Linked DNA regions of Homo sapiens: region 2 is linked to region 1. Evidence: read pairs that join two places in POLR2A ChIA-PET (ENCODE). Cell type or tissue: GM12878. All regions are shown on one strand.

What was found. ChIA-PET counts read pairs that join two places held together with the same protein. Peaks named below come from ENCODE experiments on the same cell type or tissue, not always from the same donor. Only the 100,000 strongest peaks of a DNase experiment are listed, where the experiment ranks them.
Region 2: POLR2A ChIA-PET joins it to region 1 with 6 read pairs; 1 of 35 experiments calls an interaction of 5 or more read pairs at or near these places.

What each region holds. Positions count from the first base shown.
Region 1 is chr15:75,129,940-75,132,439 of GRCh38, forward strand. It overlaps LOC124903530 (a long non-coding RNA gene), which reads left to right and starts at 997. Exons shown (of 2, transcript XR_007064721.1): 1 at 997-1,247. RefSeq lists enhancers at 797-986, 1,027-1,086, 1,257-1,506. In GM12878, no CTCF peak of the experiment used is centred here; DNase peaks (open chromatin) are centred at 827 and 1,152; H3K4me3 peaks cover 749 bases; H3K27ac peaks cover 2,358 bases.
Region 2 is chr15:74,771,838-74,774,337 of GRCh38, forward strand. No RefSeq gene overlaps it. Among named protein-coding and RNA genes, the nearest start is that of CSK, 9.0 kb to the right of the region's middle. RefSeq lists enhancers at 1-154, 155-868, 1,825-2,402. In GM12878, no CTCF peak of the experiment used is centred here; no DNase peak of the experiment used is centred here; H3K27ac peaks cover 16 bases.

The sequences.
Region 1 (2,500 bases):
ACTGCAGCATGAGAAGGCATGTCCAACTGAGCAAGCACATTTCAAAACTTCTCATGTCAGGTTCACAAGTTTCCTACTGGCCAAAGCAAGTCACATGGCCAAACACAAAATCAAAAGGTGGGAAAGTATTCTCTGTCCACCATGGCAAGGATGTGGGTGGATAATTATATTACAAGGGACAAATAATTCAATCTTTCACAGTCTTTGGGGATCCAGGGCACTGCCTTTGTTCATGCCCCAGCACTTCTCATCAAGACAAAAGAACATCCTGCTAGGAGACTTTCCTGCCACTAGCAGAGCCCCTTCAAACCTAGTGGCAGCTAGAGTGATTTTTTTTTTTTTTTTAACTAGCTCTCCTCTAGTTTTGTCTGTTTGTGTGTATGGTAAAAAAATGCATAAGATAAAATTTACCATCTTTTTTTTTTGAGACAGAGTTTTGTCTTGTTGCACAGGGTGGAGTGCAATGGTGCATTCTTGGCTCACTGCAACCTACGCCTCCCAGGTTCAAGCTATTTTCCTGCCTCAGCCTCCCGAGTAGCTGGGATTACAGGCATGCGCCACCACGCCCAGCTAATTTTTGTATTTTTAGTTGAGACAGGGTTTCACCATGTTAGCCAGGCTGGTCTCAAACTTCTGACCTCAGGTGATTCACCAGCCTCAGCTCCCAAAGTGCTGGGATTATAGGCGTGAGCCACCACACCCATGCCTGGCTCCCCTTTCCTTTTTTTTGTTGTTTTTTTTTTTTGTTTTTTTTGCATAGAGTCTCACCCTGTTGTCCAGACTGGAGTACAGTGGTGTGAACTCGGCTCACTGCAACCTCTGCCTCCTGGGTTCAAGCAATTCTCCTGCGTCAGCCACCTGAGCAGCTGGGACTACAGCCGTGTACCACCACACCTGGCTAATTTTCGTATTTTTAGTAGAGACAGGGTTTCACCATGTTGGCCAGGCTAGTCTCGAACTCCTGACATCAAGTGATCCACCTGGCTTGGTCTCCCAAAGTGCTGGGATTACAGACGTGAGCCACTGTGCCTGGCCAAAATTTACCATCTTAACCATTTCTAAGTATAGAGTTAAGTACCGTTAGTTAAATTCGCATTGTTATGGAAGAGCTCTCCGGAATTTTTTTAGCTTGCAAAAGTGAAACTATACCCATGAAACTAACACCTCTGTATTTCCCTCTCCCCAGCCCCTGACAACCACTATTCTACTTTCTGTTTCTATGAATTTGACTACTATAGACAACTCATGTAAGTAGAATCACATAGTATCTGTGTTTTGGGGACTGGCTTATTTCACTTAATAAGATGTTCTCAAGGTTCAACCATGTTGTAGCATGTGTCAGAATTTCCTTCCTTTTTAAGGCTCAATAATATTCCGTTGTATGTATATACCTCATTTTCTTTATCCATTTGTCAGTGGACACTTGGGTTGCTTTTGACCTCTTGGCTATTACAACTAGTGCTGCTGTAAGCATAGTGTGGAAATATCTCCTTGAGATCCTGTTTTCAATTATTTTGGCTGTAAAACCAGAAGTGAGATGGTTGGGTCATAGGATAGTTCTATTTTTAGTGTTTTAGGAACTTCCATATTGTTTCCCATAGTAGCTGCCCCATTTTACATTCCCACCAGCAGTGCAGAAGCATTCCAGTTTTCACACATTATTGCCAACACTTGTTATTTTCTGTTATTTTGATACTAATTATCCTAATACGTGTGTTTTTTTTCTTTTTTATTTTGGAGACAAGAGTTTTGCTCTTGTCTCCCAGGCTGAAGTGCAGTGACGCAATCTCAGCTTACTGCAACCTCTGCCTCCTGGGTTCAAGTGATTCTCCTGTCTCAGCCTCCTAAGTAGCTGGAATTACAGGTGCCTGCCACCACAACTGGCTAATTTTTTGTATTTTTAGTAGAGACAGGGGTTTTACCATGTTGGCCAGGCTGGTCTCGAACTCCTGACCTCAGGTGATCCACCTGCCTCAGCCTCCCAAAGTGCTGGGATTACAGGCGTGAGCCACAATGCCGGGCCTCAATTTTTTAATTAAATTTTTTATTTTGAGATAATTATAGATTCACATGCATTATAAGAAATAATATAGACAGATTCCATGTACTCTTCACCTGGTTTCCTTCTCATTTCCTCAGTGGCAACATCTTGCACAATAGTACAATATCCACAGCCAGGAAATTGATATTGATACAATCCATAGATCTTGTTCAGATTTCAGCAGCTTACATATTCAGAGTGACATTTTAAACAAGCAAATCTGATCCTATCACTTACCTGCTTAAAACTTTTCCAAGGATGTTCATTACATAATTGTTTGAACTGGTTTATTTTTGAGACGGAGTCTCGCTCTATTGACCAGGCTGGAGTGCAGTGGTGTGATCTCGGCTCACTGCAAGCTCCACCTCTGGGTTCATGCCATTCTCCTGCCTCAGCCTCCCAAGTAGCTGGGACTACTGGCGCCCACCACCATGCCCGGCTAATTTTTGTATTTTTAGT
Region 2 (2,500 bases), 360 kb before region 1:
CCCCGCTCACAAAGACAGAGAACCAAGCTGGGAATAGGGCAGTCACCCAGGGAAAGTAAGGGCTCCAGTGCGGCTGGAACAGGGCACTGCCAGCAAACATCATCTCCCTGGGCCCCAGTCACACATCCTGGCCCTAGCCGGCCTGACTCATCCCAAGCTTTGGTCCTGTCTCCCCAACATCTATCCTCACTCATTCAGCAAAGCGGGGGGTGGAGGTGGGTGTCAGCACCCGCGCCAGGCCCCACGCAAGGGGCTGGCTCCCAGCAGCCCACCTGGTGGGCCTCCTCAGTGAGCTGCCAAACACACTGCTGGCTGGTCACTTGGTGGAGACAGGCATTGAGAGCTGGCTACACCACCAGCTGCAGAGGACTTGGAGTCGCTGAGGGCTGCAGGCTGCAGGAGGCAACCTGGCTGCGGGGTGAGGGTGGGAATCTTTAGGGGATAAGAACTGGCCCCAGGCTGGGCGCGGTGGCTCACTCCTGTAATCCCAACACTTTGGGAGGCCAACACAGACAGATCATGAGGTCAAGAGATCGAGACGATCCCGGCCAACATGGTGAAACCCCGTCTCTACTAAAAATACAAAAATTAGCTGGGCGTGGTGGCATGCACCTGTAGTCCCAGCTACTCGGGAGGATGAGGTAGGAGGATTGCTTGAGCCCAGGAGGCAGAGGTTGCAGTGAGCTGATATCGCACCACTGTACTCCAGCCTGGGTGACAGAGCAAGACCCTGTCTCAGAAAAAAAAAAAAAGGATCGGCCCTGGGTTCGGTGGCTCACACCGTAATCCCAGCACTTTGGGAGGGCGAGGCAGGTGGATCACTTGAGGTCAGGATTTCTCAAGACCAGCCCGGCCAACATGGTGAAACCCCATCTCTACTGAAAATACAAAAATTAGCCAGGCATAGTGGCACACGCCTGTAGTCCCAGCTACTCAGGAGGCTAAGGCAGGAGAATCACTTGAACCTGGGAGATGGAGCTTGCAGGGAGCCAAGATCGCTCTACTACACTCCAGCCTGGGCGACAAAGTGAGACTCTGTCTCAAAATAAAAGAAAAAAAAGAAAAGAAGGAACTGACCCTGGCTGGAGGGAGAGGTGACTGGGACCTCCCGGGGCTACCTCAATGTCAGGAGAGCACTCCTGGAGACCCAAAGCTTCCAGTTAGGGATTCAAGAAGATAGACTGGGGCGCGGGCAATAGGGATGCAGGCAAGGAGCTTCTCCTTGGAACGGGAGCCCTGAGACCCCCGGGGGAAAATCTGGTCACTCACGTATTCATTCAGCACACATTTATGGCTACAGGCTCTGTGCCTTCCCATGGAGAGACAGAAGAAAGGGAGCCAGTCCCTGTCCTCACGGAGCTCACCTCACCCAAACACACACTCTCTAGAAGGAAATTCTGGGGGTCTTACGGGCCAAAAGGAAGGGGCATTTCCCTCCAGGTCCTCTGGAGTCCCCTGACAAAGGGCCCTCCAGGCCTCATCCCTGACTCACTGGGGCTTCCAAAGTCTCCTCCGGCTCAGGGAGTATCTATCCCTGGCCCCAGCCCCCAGCCCAGTTCCACCCCACCCCCAATCAGGCAAGGAGGTCTTTCAAAAGCTCCTCTGATCTCTGACAGGGACAATGTTGGCACACAGGTTTCTTCACAGGTGTAACACCTGGGCGGGGGCATTTGCATGGGTTTTGCAAAAGCTGGGCCTGAGGCTCACCAGTGCCCAGTTGCTCTCTCTTCCCAGCCCTCGCAGAGCAGACCTCCTGCTCCTTCTCACCTGCCCCACCTTGGGCCAGGTCTCTAACCTTTGCACTGCAGAGAACCCCAGGGCCTCTTTTCCTGCTTTCGCCCAAAGAGTTCCCAGGAGGAAAGCCAGAACAGTGCCAACTGCGGCTTCCAGTCAGCAAGGCAGAGCCTGGGGACTATTGGGTTCAGCACAAAAGTGACCCCTGACAGCATTGAGGGAGATATGTCAGCCTGCTGTGAGCCCAGGACTCCAGGTGGGAACCAGGTAGCTCTGGCTCTGCCCAATTCCAGCTGCTCCAGTGCCTGGAAGGTAGTAAACACGCCCTCAATATTTAGTGAATGGATGAATGAGGGTTTTCAATTCATCAGCCATTGCGAAACTGTAGGCCTAGGAACAGACAAAAGGCCTGGCCCTACCCTTGGAAAGCCCGACTGAACCCAGCAGGGGAGAGCCAGAACTACAAAGCCTGTTTCAGGAGTGAGAGAAAAAATATTCATCTAACTGCCGTGGTGTGAAAGTCTGCCTTGTGTCAAAGAACCCTGCTAAGCAAGCAACTTTACATCATCTCGGTTTAGCATAAGTCCCCTGTGACATGGGTCCTCTCAGTCCCACTTTAGAGATGAGGAAACTGAGGCTCAGAAAGGTTCAGTGACTTTTGCTTAAGGTCACAAGGCTGGGATGGGGTGCAGCCAGGACTCCAACCTGGAAGACTTTGTAATAAATTGAGCAAGAATGATGTGGTGGCATCCCGGGTCCCTTTTCC